Linked DNA regions of Mus musculus: region 1 is linked to region 2. Evidence: chromatin loops called from intact Hi-C (ENCODE). Cell type or tissue: gastrocnemius. All regions are shown on one strand.

Evidence for each region. A loop is a pair of places that touch in the nucleus more often than their neighbours do. Peaks named below come from ENCODE experiments on the same cell type or tissue, not always from the same donor. Only the 100,000 strongest peaks of a DNase experiment are listed, where the experiment ranks them.
Region 1: a loop joins it to region 2, with 6 times the contacts of the local background. A loop is called at or near these places in 8 of 42 quality-filtered maps.

What each region holds. Positions count from the first base shown.
Region 1 is chr15:51,796,252-51,804,251 of GRCm38, forward strand. Eif3h (eukaryotic translation initiation factor 3, subunit H) reads right to left here. Exons shown (of 8, transcript NM_080635.1): 3 at 2,941-3,108; 4 at 1,362-1,461; 5 at 137-286. Among named protein-coding and RNA genes, the nearest start is that of Gm41320, 25 kb to the left of the region's middle. In gastrocnemius, a CTCF peak has its summit at 3,632 (motif pointing left); no DNase peak of the experiment used is centred here; H3K27ac peaks cover 1,051 bases.
Region 2 is chr15:51,693,787-51,701,786 of GRCm38, forward strand. No RefSeq gene overlaps it. Among named protein-coding and RNA genes, the nearest start is that of Gm34562, 45 kb to the left of the region's middle. In gastrocnemius, a CTCF peak has its summit at 3,132 (motif pointing right); a DNase peak (open chromatin) is centred at 3,065.

The sequences.
Region 1 (8,000 bases), 100 kb after region 2:
ACAGTGCATGCTGTTGCATTTACTCTAGTAACCTCAAAGTGTTTCTCAGTCATTTTTCCTTATTTCACAGGAAAGTATACAAAAAAGTTTGCATTATTTAAAAAAAAAAAGACTTCCATTAGGCAGGGTCACTCACCTGCTAGCAAGACTGAGCAATTCGTGCTTATCCGCCACAGCTGACTTCTTCTCAAGTTCCCACATAAGGACATTGATCAGATGTGAGTTTTTAATTACAATCGGCACTTCTTCAAACATGTGCTCAAAGGTGATGCTTGCCTTTTTCAATCTGTGAAGCATGTTAAAAATACCTGAGGCCAGTGGTCAGAACAGAATGCTAAATTGAGTAGTTCATACATTTTACCCAATTATAGGCACCCTCCATAGGCTCTGTTTCATTAGTGCTTTTAACGGCTTGGGGGTGGGGAGTGATTGCCAAACCCAAGTCCATTTGAGTAACTTTGAAAGTGGTATGAATCTGAGCTGAAAGGCCAGAAAATAAGGGACAAAGTACAACAAACAAATGGAGAAAAATCCCTGCTTATTCTTTACAGTCAGGAATTCTTAACTTTTCAGTGACTCTGACATTGCCACTGTGAGGTACTTGATAGAATGCACACTTAAAGGAGCTGCAAAGGGCAGCGCCCTCCACACCACAGAAGGGTGCTTCCAAGAGAGCAGTCACAGGAGCCTTACACTGGCAGAGCACAGGCGGAGCACAGCTTCTCTTAGCCTGGCTACAGCTCCATACTTAGAGCTTCGAGACTCAGCTTGTCTTCTAAGAATCTACACATTTTTAGGAGTCAGTGGGAAACTAGTCCAACATGAAGTTTCATATGAAATAAAAAAACTTCACAATTACAGAAGAATTGTAAATATTTTTTTTGAAAAAAATATTCCCATACTACGAAGCCAGATCACAGAACAGTTAATTACCCCCTAAGTTTCTAATAAGCCACTTTTTGCCCTCTGAATCCCTGAACTGTTTCTATGTATCTAAGAGGACAGACACGGGGTGCAGGAGCAGGCTGCAGCTTGCAGTCTGGTAGTGGCTAGCCACTCTTCCCCCGTCCCTGCACTCTACCACCTATGACGTGCTTGGTACACGGGCTAGTTAATTCCCACTAACTGCACCCAGCGGAGTGAAAAGCGCAGACGAGACTTTCCTACAGAGCTTCACCTCGGAGGAGGAGAGATCAAGTGGTACCTGCCTGCTGCAGAAACCGTCCACCACCCACACAGCACTACCACAGCCCAGCCAAGGACTCAGGACACGGCGGGGCAAACTGAAATTCGTAAAAAAACACACACACAAAACAACCCGAAGTCGTTTACCACATGCCTCACGGGCCTGCAACACTTACGCTTCAGGGGAAAAGTCCTTCTCTTTACAAACTTCCATCAGTTTAGGAGTCAGTCTGTACGCCTTCAGCGAGAGAGATCCTTGGGCAGTTTTTATGGGATCTCAAAAAAGGAAAAGAGAAAGCTATTACTGAGAATGTTGTCACTAGCGCTCATATAGTACTAGTTCTGGGCACACTGCTACTAATCACACAGCTTTGAAATATGAAGACCAAATTAAATAATCAGAACATAATCTGAAGCTGATTAAAACCAGAATACAGTCAAAATCTAGCTAGGATACCTTCAAATCCATCCCTCAAGCAGAACCAGTAAACTTGTTGAAAATTAAATATATGATTAATTCTACAGATTTTGTGTAAATAAGAGAAAAATACTCATGAATATTAAGCATAGAAAAATCTCTGTGAATACTTCTATAGCCCTTCAATCAATAAATTGAAAAGGAATAGCCCTGGGAACAAAATGTATCCATCCCAGTGAGCACTGTTCACAGTTCTTCATTAAAGCAGATTGTAAAAACCAAACCACTAAGTCAAAGTGCTATCGCAAAGTGTCGTTATAGTTTTAGGGAAATAAGTTTTGTCAAAACTGACTGCTTAAACACTCCACAAGGAAGGGAGCTTAGCACTTGCTGCATGATAACTGCTCTGGAGAGCCAATGTTCGCCTAAAACCTGTGTTAACATTCATGTTGTCTGAAATTCAACACAGTGAAACTTTTAGCAATAGGTGATAAAATGAAAACCAAAATAGATTGAAGCAAGTGGAAAATTCATCAAGGTCTGATGATGCAATGTTTCCAGCCAATATAAGTGCACTTTAACAACTTGTTCTCTCTGTAATCCAATTGCTAACACACTGAAACAATTTCGGGGCAGCTCATAAGATTGATCGTATTCATTAGTATTTTTTCTGACAGATACTCAGGACGTTACATTTACTTCTCAGCTGGAAACTATATGCGAGTCTGCCAGATATGGCAAACTGTGAGTGTTTGGGGAGGGGGAGGCTATAAAGCTGTTAAATTGCCTACGGTTCTGATACAGCACAGAACATCTGGTCTGGAGAGCTTGAGGAAACACCATTAAATAGGCCGAAAAGAAAAAAATCTTTGTGCGAAGAAACAGTCCAGGTTTTGTACGCTGCTGTCAGAGGTTAAAAAAAAGAAGAAAAAGAAGAAAAGGGGAAGAGAGAGAGAGAGAGAGAGAGAGAACTTGGCATGCGGTATTATGATTGGTCAGTCATGTATAGAACCAGACACTCCAGCAATGGGAGAGTTTGTTAGACATCTGGTCTCATTCCACCAGCTCCTGCAAGGAGGGAGGGAGAGGGGGGAAAAAACGAAGCAGCTACTCCAGCATTCCAAAACGTACACATCAGGGCTCTGATAGCAAGAAAAATAAACAGAAAGAAGGAAACCCTGTCTAGACTTAGCTGCTGCTGAGGCTGCTGCAGCGCGGGGCTGATGTTTACTTGAGAAGGCCTGCCAGGCTGCTCCAAGAGGCAGAAAGACAGAAAGCAAAAATAGTAGTAATAATATTAAGGGAGGAAAAGAATAATAAAGGAGCCTCCTACTAACCATAAATGAGGACGACAGACTCTTCAATGGCGTGCTGGTAGCTGAACTGAGAATCCAGAAGCGCCCGGGTAACGAAGGAGCCGTAATATGTGGACTGATACCAGCCCACGTGGAGGTGATCAATGTTGACATGGCGAAGGCTGCGCATCATCTCCATCTGATACTGTACTGGAGGATAGATTAGAAAGGAATTAAAAAAAAAACCAAAAACCCAAGCATGTAATGATGCCACCAACATTAGCTATTGGTTAATTATATCCATTTTACACACACACATACCCACACACACATATACACACCACCACCAATAACAACAACAAAGTTTTCAAATCACTTCAAATAATTGGTCTTTTCCATTTTCTCTTTAACAAAATTCCATTTTGTTTTTAAAAGGTATTAAAAACACAATTTTAATGACTTGTTCTAAATAAGGAATTATCAACTGTTGTCCCTACTTCTCTATCCTAAAACTCCAAAGAACAGTAAATGTGTAAGGAAAAGGTGTACAACTATTAGACTGTGATCGTTTGGTCTGAATTAAGTTAGTTATTGTCTCCTTCACACATAGTGTTTGGAACTAAGAACTAAATCCATCAAGAAAACAATGAAGGGGAAACAATGACCACGTCACTTACATACGAACCAGACACAGGCTACAGCTAATTCAACAGAAGAATCCATTTTTGCCTTCATCTAGTGCCCCCTACTGCATAGACTGCATTATTTTCAAAAGCATTCTCTTCTCTTTGCACCTGCTTGTGTTAACAGAGGGTAGTCTATACTAGACCGGCTGTACTAAGCACCATGCGGACAACGGAAAGGTCTGATGACTTGCCTCCTGTTGAGTTAATGACTATATTATTCATTTAAAGCAACATTACTAGAAAAAGAGGTATAAATTCATAAATAGATAGGTATAAATTCATAATAGATGACATTAAAAAGCAATACAAGACTGGAGAAATGGCTCAAAGGTTAAGGGAACTGAGTTTAGTTCCCAGCATCTATGTCAGCTGGCTCTCAACTACCTGCATGCAACTACACTTCTTGTGGACTAGACACCCTCAGCAAGCAAGCACACACACACACACACACACACCCAAGAAACACACTTATACATGCATGCACACACATGTAAGTAAATGAATCTTTTAAAATAAGCACCATAGCCTAACAATGTGCATCAAACACAAAATAAAGTGGAAAGTTTTATAGTCAACTCACTACCTCAGCTATTTCTATAATGAAGAATGGACGCAGGGCTGCATAGATTAGCCACCCAGCTTAACTAGATCTGATAACTTTTTAAAAATAATACAAGAATTTTCAAAATTTCAAAAGCAAACAGGACTCAGATTACAATGTTTTTCAACACGTTATTGGACAAAGAAATTATATTTTATTTCAAGGCCTAGAAGATCATTGCAAACTCTTCACCTACTGAAAAACTGTCAAAAGAAAAGCCCCAAAGTGCTCTTATTACACCTGGAAGGGGCACATTTCAACTCCACAGGAAATGTGACAGAGATGGATACTGTGTGCTGTCAAGACGCACACAAGTGCATGCACCTCTCTTCCATGTGGATGCACTCACCCACTACCCTTTGGCCATGCTACTTCTGTTGTCCTTTCCTTTCTTTTTACAGGTATGGCTCTGGAAATGGCTCAGCAGTTCAGTGCACTTGCTATCGTGCAAAGAAACTGGGTTCAGTTTCCAGCACCACAAGGTGGTTTACAAAACCATCCCAAACTCCATTTCCATGGGATCTGATACCCTTTCTGAACTCTGTGAGCACCATGCATGCAAGTGGTGCATATACCATGTGCTCAAAACACTTATACATATAAAATAAAAAGTTAAAAGTTACAGCAGAGGGTGATATTAATATGCTACACACTTTTATAAATCCTGTTATTTTTGCAATTTTATAAATGATATGTGAAAACAAGGTCTTATGTTATATTTTAAACCACAGTTTAAAACACCACAACCAGGGCTGGAGGCAGTGGTAAAGAACCCTCCTAGCACATGGAAGGCCTTCGGTTCAACCCCTACCTACTTAACCTAAAGAAGAGTAAATAAGCCACAACCCAGACTATCTAGTTTACATATAATGATACCCTAGAGGAAGCAGTCTCTAGCTATGATACTCTTAAGTTAATGGCTAATTTTAATCAAATTTAACTTACAAAGCCCTAATGCTATCAGTACAATGGGAGCTAAAACTAAATTTGCGAGGTTGTTTTAAATTGAAAGTAGAGAGATGGAAGAAATTATCGAACAATCAACAGAACAAATATCATTAAAAACAATGCATTCTGAGTAACTGAGCCTTAGTATAAGATGGCCAGCATCTACCACACATCTGCTAGTGAGCAGCTAAACCTTAATGCCATCTGCCAACTGGGAACAGTAGGGGGAAAAAAAGAGCTGGAGCACTCCTGCCAGCGCTGACATTGTCCCTGTGGGGTTCTTGCTCTCTCTGATCTTCGGTTTCCCCATTTCTAAAGACATCTGAGAACTCATCCCAGTCAAAATGCTAGGACTCCACGTTGTTCTCTGGATATGCTAATTACAAACAATGACTTGTCTATTAGCTAAAGCAGGCATGCACTAGGACTTAAAATACATTGGGGGGTACTCTATAAGCTTGCTAAGAGACTCTCCTCAAATAGCTCGGATAAAGTGGACTTTATAAAAGCATTTTCAGAATGCCTCGCAGGGGTTTAAAACATTCCAAGATCAGCAGCAAATGTCCAGCTTCCCCGACTCTTCCCTAGTCTACAGGACCTCCAAGAAGACTAATGAAGATGAAGCTCTTCTGTAAACTAGACAAGCCATAGATACAAGCCCCAAGGCTGCTGTATGCATAAATAAATTTGGGAACTGAAAATAGGAGACCTGATTATCACAGGAAGGAACAAGGAAACACAAGTCCCTCTTCATCACCATAGAGAATGACCAAGATTCTCCTTCACAAATCACCTACCTACCTCAAATGAATACAAAAATGAAAGGGCTAAGAACAAAGAAAAGTAACTCAACACAACTACTTTCAGAAATTCCAAAGTAAGCCATATATGTGGTGCATGCCTGAAATCTCAGCACTTGGGAAACAAAGATAAGAGATCAACTGTCAAGAGCTGAAGAAGGCAATCCTGATCTACATAGAAACAAACAAAACATTCCAGTACTCTGGAATTTCATTACTACACAACGAGTCTGTGCTTGGCCCGTTCTTAAGTGTCAGTTCATTACCTGGCCTCGTAATTGAGTTCATCACCTAATGTTAAGAATTGAGAATTCTTAAGTCACATTTTGTATGCTACCACTCAGAGAGATAAGCAAAAGGATCCATCTTGAGTTTGAGGCCAGCCTGGCATACAAAGGAAGCCTCTGCCTCTAAAACAAGTAACAAAGTAAACACACTGCCATTTGACAAGGTCTGTGGAGGTATAACACAGAAATCATAAAGATTAGTCTTTAACTGTGAGGCTGGAGCTCTTGTGTGAAGATGAGAGGGGCCCAGGCCAAAGCACATGCTCTCTGAGAGGTCACGTGGGTCAAGCTCAGAAAGTGGCGCTTCTGCAACGTGCAAGCTAAGGAACAGACAGGGCTCACAAACAGCCCTGTGAACTGAGTATCTCTCTGCAGATGCTTAGGGACTGTCCTTGTTCTAACATTGTCATAGTGGTCCTTATCCACCCACCCAATTTTTCAAGACCCTTGCTGCTAAAGCTAAGTAGAAGCAAGCAGCACACGGCGCCATTAAACTTTCCAGACCAAAGCCACACGCCCAGCAGCCACTCAGTCAACTCAGTTAAGGTGACACATCAGTAGGCAGCCATCTTCTTCTAAGGACTTGCAGTAGGCACAAAGAAACAAACCATGAAGTGCTGATGAGACAATTACAGTAAGTTTTATAGGTAACAAGAATGGCCACTGTGGATTTTGATTGCTAGGTTAACAATCTTTTGTGGCTCTGCTAGTCCATCAACAGTGAGCAGAGAAGGTGAGAGCAGAATCCTTTTAAGCTATAAACCACAGATAAACAGAGAAGACTCGGGTTATGTGGGTGAGGCCAAGTTAGAGCCCACAGCTTTGAGAACTATGACTGGGTTCTACCCCACACTAGCATTTCCTATGCAGAGAGTGGCTCACAACAGAAGGAAGAGAGCCAAGTCCAAAGAAATAAAAGGGAAGGAAAAAAGGCCCTTAATAGAGAGCTACATCTCACCACTGCTGCGCTAATTCAGACTAGTGAAGCAACGAGCTGGCAACTTCTCTAAGCTGGACCCTGGTCACACATGTCCATATTGGGTGCAAAGTTTCCCTATGGAAGCAACCATCCAGTGGTATTCACTTCTGAATTAATAGCCCAGTGTTCCTGGAAATTTCCCAGGGAAACATGGCAAAGAGAAAGTCCTTCTGAAGAGGAACTACTTTTAAACTGATAATAGTATTCAACAGAAGGGTTTAGAACTGCATTTCAACAGTTTGGGGAAGAAAGTATTCTTAGCTCAAAAACACTCAGTAGGTAAGGCTCAGCAGTTCCGAGTTGGCTCAGCAGGTAAGGGCACCTGCTGCCAAACCTGATGGAATCTGAGTTCTATCCCTGGGACCCAGAGTGTGGAAGGAGAGACCCAAGTTGTTCTCTGATCACCACAGATGCACACTCACACACCCCTACCTCCTCCACACTGTAAATAAAATGTAATTAACATTTTAAATCAAGGCACGCACCTAACCAACCGAGAAGCAGCAAATAAAAACTTTGCAGACAAACTGGTGGTTACCACCAAGTCAACTCAAAATTACTAATATAAAAGCTACACTCGGATACAAGGGAAGTGCTGCCAAAATATGAGGGGGCTTTCAAGCTGAAAAAAATCCCTTGAACCTCTACCAAGGCCTTAACTCACCAGGCCTGCGCAGTCAGCAGAGAGTCTGGTAATCACGCTCCTGCGGTCGGTCCAGGTCTGGCCCACTATCCTCGCCTTCACTTTCTTAGGCACCTTTTTTGCAAGAGTTGAATTCAAGTGCTCAGAGCTACAAACGC
Region 2 (8,000 bases):
AACAACTGAAACTGCCAAAACCATCAGCCAAAATAAACCTTTCCTCTATTTAAGTTAATTACCTTAGGTATTTTGTTACAGTAATGGAAAGATGACAAACAGGGCATCCACACATCAGTGCCTTCAATAAAAGTTATTCTTGAGTTAGTGTATTGATGACTAGGGTTTTTATCTCATTGAAATCTTTACTTTAGGAACTACTCCAATTCTAGCCATGAGCAGCCACAACACACATATGCAGTCCTGGCTACTGAGAGTCTAAGGCCAGAAGATTACAAGTTTGTGGCTTGCCTGGACAATTCTGGAGACCCTCCAGATAGTAGTCAGCTCCATGGGAAAGTGGTTGTCTTGTTAGCCTCTGTAAGGTCCTGAGTTCATCCTTATTTCCGAAAAATTCATTTAATAATACTATATAGCCATTAAACAATGTGCTTATAAAAAACGTACAAAAACAATAGTAGGTGGCCAAGTAGCATCTAAAACTTCCTCTGGACAAGCTATTCTTCTCGTATTTCTCTGTCGTTCTGGAAGGTAGCTCATGGTGCCAAAACAAAATATCACATCAGACTGCTGAGCTTAACACAGGTTTATTTCTTGTAGTTCTGGGCTCCAGGAAGTCCAGGTGCCTACAGACCCAGTTCCTGGTAAGGATGCTTCTTGCCTCGAACGTGAAGTCTACGTTCTCACTGTTTCCTCATATGACCTATCTTTTGTATAGGTAAAGAGAGAACAAAGGTTTTTCTCTCCTGTAAGGTCATCAGTCCTATTGAGTTAATAGCATCATTCTATCCCCAGCATCTTTCACCAACCACCATTGCAGTAAGGGTCAAGTCTACAGTCTGGTGAGGTCACAGGAGAGTATAATTCACTTCACAAGAAATATCCTTATAGCTAAACCTCAGCCATCCAAAATCACTTCAAGAATCCACACAGGAAGTCTTCAATGGTTCAATATAACTGCCCCCAAATAAAGAAATATTGACTTTATAAAACTCAAGATCATTTTACATAAGCTAGAAATAAACAGATCGCTGTTAAATAGTAGTACAGTCCCAGCAGGCATGGACACCACAGATGGTGTCTCTAAAGAAGACCCGGGCACATCTATATAGAATACAAAGATAAATCCTTGTAGGTGATAGGTAGTGAAAAGTCTTCTAAAGGAAATACCACAGAATATTGCCATGCTAGAGATCAGCAAATGGCAAGGGGCATAAAAAAATTCACACAGCTGTTTGATGGAAGAATATTTCAGAGAAATATTTCAGAAAAAAAAAGAAAGCCTGCACTTGGGCTACTTGATGAAGCACAGAGAGATGCATGGCTAGGTGTAAGTATGAGCAGGGGAGACAGGAGGTATGCACAGGGCCAGCCCAGCAGAGTCCTTAGGCCTTTGAGGGACTTGGGCTCTTCATCTGAGTAAAAATGGGTGCCATTGAAGATGGAGGAACACGGTCTTACTTAGCAGATGGTCACTGTGACTCTGTGCTTACAACAGGCTCCACTGGAACAAAAGTGGGAGCAGAGAGAACAGCAGCTAAGGAGCATTAGAAAAGGCCAGGGGACAATGGTGGCTTGGACACCAAGATAACAATAGGTATTTGAGAAGTGGTCAGACTCTGTACATGTAACTGGTCCTCTCTATCCATGGGCTCTATCTCCATGGAGCCAAACAGCTTCAAATGAAAAGTATTTTTTAAACCCACAAAAATCACAACTCTCCTGAGTGTGACTATATTTGTGTTATTATTTCCTCCAAAATTTCAGCTTCAGGACTACTCAGATGCATTTAACTTGTGTTACAAAAATCCAGAGATGTTCTACTCATTATGAGTCTATCTGGACATCTGTGCAGTCACTGTGCAGCTTTGTAGCTTTGCACAGTGGATTTGGAATCTGAGAGCAGGCTCTGTGTCAGTGGGAAGGATCCTGGAAACAGTGTACTGAGGATACCAAGGGACTGTATCCTGGGGGTTATTTCATTTCAAAGACAGACCACTTCTCCTCCAGGACTTAAAGAGATGTCATACCTGCTTTCTTAAATGCCTAGTCAGGGATTTAAGCATCGTCCACAGTCTTCTGGGAATCAGAGTTTGGCTGTCCCATATATAAGTATGGAAAAATAAGGGGTTTGGAAAAATACACCTTAAAGAGTTGCAAACTTGGACTTGAAAAATACCATGTGCTAAGTGGTAAGTCACGTATTCAAGAACTGACTCTATGTCTTGAATTTTATTTAAACCCCCAGAGGTCCTAAAGGTGAAATCTGTTGTGGGGTGTACCCGGCCTCATCTCTTCCTAGCCTTCCTCTCCACCCTTGTATAATAGTCAAGCTTTTGCCAAGAGGAAAGACAATTGTGCAGCCAAACACAGTGTACTCTTTGAAGACTTCATCCCACCCTGTGTCTCCAAGAGCCACAGCGCGCGCACCTGCCTAACCGAGCCTGTTCGTGGGTAGTATTCCAGCATTAAAAATTCTGGTATCAGTTCTATTCCTATCTGGTTTCGGGCCTCTTAGTTCCTTTTTGCTTAAGGACCACTCTGGCTACCTGAGAAAGGGAATCCTTTCCTCCAGCCCTAAGCCAGGACTTCAATAGTTTTAACCAAAGTTACAGTCTAAAGAAAAAAATAATAATAAACACACCCTCATGTTGTATGTCTTCCATTTGCAAGCATGTGCTAAAATGGATCAAGCAGCCAACGGGTTTAGTATTTCAGAGGGAAAAAGTTAAACACAAAGAACCATTCTAGATAATGGGGAGGAGAAGCGACTTACTATAGATGGTTGGCCGGCTGCCATTCTGAGCAGTTTTACATTTTTAAACAGTACTTACCCAATGCTCTCCTTAATCCTATTAAATGAAAACTTTTTCTAATTTTAAAATTAAATTTCCTGTATTTCCTGATAGGCTTCCAAGTTAGCCTCCTTCCCGCCTCCTCCCTCGGTCCCTCGATACTTCTGTAAGAAGAGGGGCATTAGCATCCTGGACAGATGCCAGTTGGCACTGTCGCCCTCAGCGTCCCTCGATGCCCCTGAGGTTTTCCACTGAGTTCAGATTGTTTTCTTACTTCCAGTTCTTGGGTATCGCCCTGTAGCTTGTGGCTAGTGGCTGTGGCCTTTCCCCCCACCACATGGGGGCGCACTTCAGTCATTTACCTTTAAGAGCCTAACCTTAGCTCCAAACCTTTCTAATTACTCCATCCCTTCTCTTCTGTGGAACTGGGGAGTTGAACTCAGGGCTCCCTGCAAGGTAGGCAAGTTCTCTCCCACTGAGCTCAGCCCACAGGCCCTTCTAACACCCATCCTCAACACGCTTGCATTTATTTGTTTATGCCATCTTAGAATAGGACCAAAACCAGAAGTTAAAATAAGGACTACCATCATATGGTATGTTAACACCAAACCAAAATATTAACTCTATGGTAAAAATTACCTTGCTCAGTGCACACAAAATGGTGACTATCTGGTGTTACTTCGAGAAAAATTTTCAGTGAAATCATTATTCAGCATTTGCCACTTCGGTTTATTTGCATTCCGAATTAAAGGTTATCCTCATAGGTGTGTGTAAGGTCCAGTCAAGCAAACACAATGGTATCTGAACTTATAATGTCCTACTTGTAATGCGTTAATTATGCAAAGGTCCTGGTTAAAATTTCACTGATACGGTCCATCTTTCCTTTGCCACTCGCTCCTGTGGCAAACTGAGAGATATCGTACCTTAAATCTTTTCACTGGACTTCCCAGAAGGTTAGGAAATTCTGTCTCCATATTTTTGTTTTTGTTTTTAAAGTGTTAAAAATGTTTGGGAATGAGAGACACAGTATGGCAGGTTACACGAGAACGACTTCCATAGATTCGCATATTCGAGTCTTTGGTTCCCAGTTGGTAGACTGTTTGGGAAGGGTTGATTAGGAGGCGAACTTCACAAAGGAAGTGTGCCGGTGCAACATCTCTGCTCCTGTTCCATCTCTGCCCGCAGCTTACAGATCAGATGTGCGCCCTTGGCTGCAGTTCCACTGCCACGCCATGCCTACCTGTCGCCAAGCTCCCTGCCATAGTGGTCATGAACTAGCCCTCAGAAGCTGTAAGCAAACCCCAATGAAATGTTTTATGTTACAAATTGCTTTGGCCACGGTGTCTCCTCACAGCAAAAAAAAAAACAGTAACGAAGACCTCGTGATTCACTTTTGGAGACAGAAGGACATAAAGTACCACCTAGTTTATAAACCTAAACCTTTAAAATTCTTTCTCCAGCCAGGTGTTGTTGCACGTGATTGTAAAGCCAGCACATGAGAGGCAAAGGTACAAAGATCAGGAGTTCAAGTCTAGCCTTGGTTACATAAGGATTTCAAGGGCCTAGCAAGAATTAACTTTGAAATAACATTATTTGTTTTCAACATCTCATATTTTAATAGTGGGCTGGTGCTATGGCATAAGTCATAACCCATAGCACTACCTCATTACCTAAAATCACATTGAAGTTTAATCTCCACTCTAGTGCCATTAAAAGGTTGGGGCTCTAGAGGACGAACGTGATGAAGGTTCTCCCTTCATTACACCCTACAAAACACCCTTCAGGACCAGCCCCTTTCTTTCCCTTCTGCCTTCCGTCACATGAAGTGAAACAGAGGAGGTGGGGCCTTCAGACGTCAACCCTGCTGCTACCTGTGCTTGAGTCCCAGCTTCCAGAAGTGTGAGTAGGACATTTCTTTCTTTTTTTTTTTTAATTTTTTTATTAGGTATTTTCCTCATTTACATTTCCAATGCTATCCCAAAAGTCCCCCATACCCCCCCCACTCCCCTACCCACCCACTCCCCCTTTTTGGCCCTGGCGTTCCCCTGTACTGGGGCATATAAAGTTTGCAAGACCAATGGGCCTCTCTTTCCAGTGATGGCTGACTAGGCCATCTTTTGATACATATGCAGCTAGAGTCAAGAGCTCCGGGGTACTGGTTAGTTCATAATGTTGTTCCACCTATAGGGTGGCAGTTCCCTTTAGCTCCTTGGGTACTTTCTCTAGCTCCTCCATTGGGGGCCCTGTGATCCATCCAATAGCTGACTGTGAGCATCCACTTCTGTGTTTGCTAGGCCCCGGCATAGTTTCACAAGAGACAGCTATATCAGGGTCCTTTCAGCAAAATCTTGCTAGTGTATGCAATGGTGTCAGCGTTTGGAGGCTGATTATGGGATGGATCCCTGGATATGGCAGTCTCTAGATGGTCCATCCTTTCATCACAACTCCAAACTTTGTCTCTGTAACTCCTTCCATGGGTGTTTTGTTCCCTATTCTAAGAAGGGGCAAAGTGTCCACACTTTGGTCTTCGTTCTTCTTGAGTTTCATGTGTTTAGCAAATTGTATCTTATATCTTGGGTATCCTACGTTTCTGGGCTAATATCTACTTATCAGTGAGTACATATTGTGTGAGTTCCTTTGTGATTGGGTTACCTCACTCAGGATGATGCCCTCCAGGTCCATCCATTTGCCTAGGAATGTCATAAATTCATTCTTTTTAATAGCTGAGTAGTACTCCATTGTGTAAATATACCACATTTTCTGTATCCATTCCTCTGTTGAGGGGCATCTGGATTCTTTCCAGCTTCTGGCTATTATAAATAAGGCTGCTATGAACATAGTGGAGAACGTGTCCTTCTTACCGTTTGGGGCATCTCCTGGATATATGCCCAGGAGAGGTGTTGCTGGATCCTCCGGTAGTACTATGTCAAATTTTCTGAGGAACCGCCAGACTGATTTCCAGAGTGGTTGTACAAGCTTGCAATCCCACCAACAATGGAGGAGTGTTCCTCTTTCTCCACATCCTAGCCAGCATCTGCTGTCACCTGAATTTTTCATCTTAGCCATTCTGACTGGTGTGAGATGGAATCTCAGAGTTGTTTTGATTTGAGTAGGACATTTCTGTTCATCATAAATCTCTTGGCCAGTGTTCGGCTAGAGCAGAGCCGACAGACTACGACAGATAAATACATGTCTTTAAGGCAGTGCTGTAGAGAAGAAGAGCATTTTGTATCACTTTGGAGTGCGTACTTAGAAGGGCATAAAATTCTAAGTATGCAACCTACCTTTGTTTGGTAACTTAAGAAATTTATAATACTATCATTGCAATTCTATGCAGGACAAAATGTGGACAGTTACCACCTAAATAAATAAATAAATAAATAAGATTAAATTACTATTGTATTGTCCACAGAAGTAAAATGAGAGAGAGAGAAAGAGAGAGAGAGAGACTTCTGTTTTGTATATACTGTGTGTGCTAACAAGTCTAAAACTCACAGAGCAAACAGGCACACTAAACGTCAGCAAAACTGATTTGCTGCAGTCAGTGGAGTGAATCCCAGAAGGAAGAAAGTAGAAAATCTGTGCCAATCACTCTATCAGTCCTTGTCTTCGAGATCCTAACTGATTTGATGAAATCTGTCCACCTATTCACAGGATAGAATGTGCTTTACTTAGAGTTTCATCATGAAAGTATTAATCCCATCTAAGTCATAGGCTAGACATGGTATGATAAACCTATTGACCCAGCACTTGGCAGGCAGAGGCAAGAGGACTGCCAAGTTCAAGGCCAGCCTGAACTATGTTCAGAGACTTTTTCTCAAAACATAGACAACAAAATAAAATACCCTCATAATAAATACTTCTGTGTTTGGCCAAACAACAGGCCTTATAGCATTGCCAAGTGTATATGCACAAGTCCTGTTAAAAAGTACATGTGAGTGTGACTTTATAAAATTTGTAAAATATAACTAATTGATACAATGTAGCAATGTCCTGGAAGCAGACCACTGGCCACCACTGTTAGCGTCTGCTCCGGCAAGTTCCTACTGTCATTCATGATGCAGTGACTACAGGTGTGGCGATCCATGGATAAGCCATGCAAGTACCAAGTAACAAGTTGTAAGCAATTTTTACTCTCTTCCGTAATTTTTTATATTAAAGCATGTATGTAAAATTGGAAACATTTGTTTACAAGCGTCCACTTGGAATCCATTAGTTTGAAGCACTAGAGCATTTAGGAGAATTGAAGTCTCAGATCAATCATCACAAATTTTAAAGGCACCTGAGTATTATTTTTACCCTGCACGTTTATAAGGTGAACTCTGAACTAGCTCAGTAAACCCCAGGGAACAATGTGCTTTGTTATGGGTCTATCTACCGATAGCAAACTAGATGAGCTTAACCAATTCTGGAAGAGGAAAGAATGACTTAGAATGCTTTGAAATCTTTTTGGTTGCGTTTGGTTTGGCTTGGCTTTGCATCTTAGAGATGTCACTTTATTCATTATGTTGGCTTTGTATGAATATGTGTATGTATGTGTGTGCTCGTTTGTCTGTACATGGGTACATATAAATGTACTTGTGTGTGTGTGTGCAAACAGAGGCCAGAAGAAAACCTTGAACATCATTTCTCAGGTGTCATTTTCTTTTTTCAATGATTGGTTTTCCTGAGCCAACCACAGGCTCTCCCCAGAGATCTACTGCTCTGATGGCCTCTATCAGGCCTGCTGAACAAGTAATATCAAGGCCCACCAAACCAGGAACATCCATGCCTACTACACAAGGACAACCAGTGCAAGGCTGACCACAGGAGGCCTGCTGCATGGGAACATCCAGATTAGGCCTGCCTTCCCTATACCCGCTACACCAGGAACATCCAGGGACAACCAGATGGTAAAAGGCCAGTGGAAGAACACAGAGAAGAGCCAGGGCAACATGGTACCTTCAGGGAAAAGGGAGCTGACTATAGCAAGCCCTAGATACCCTAACACAACCAAAGAACAAGAAATGACCTTAAATCCAACCTTATAAAGATGACAGGTGCCTTTAAAGGGAAGCCAATAAGTTCCTCAAAGAAATACAGGAAGTAGAGGTCTTTAAAGAGGAAACAAATAAATCCCTTAAAGAAATTCAGGAAAATACAATTAAACAGGGGAAGGAAATGATTAAAACTGTTCACGACCTGAGAATGGAAATAGAAGCAATC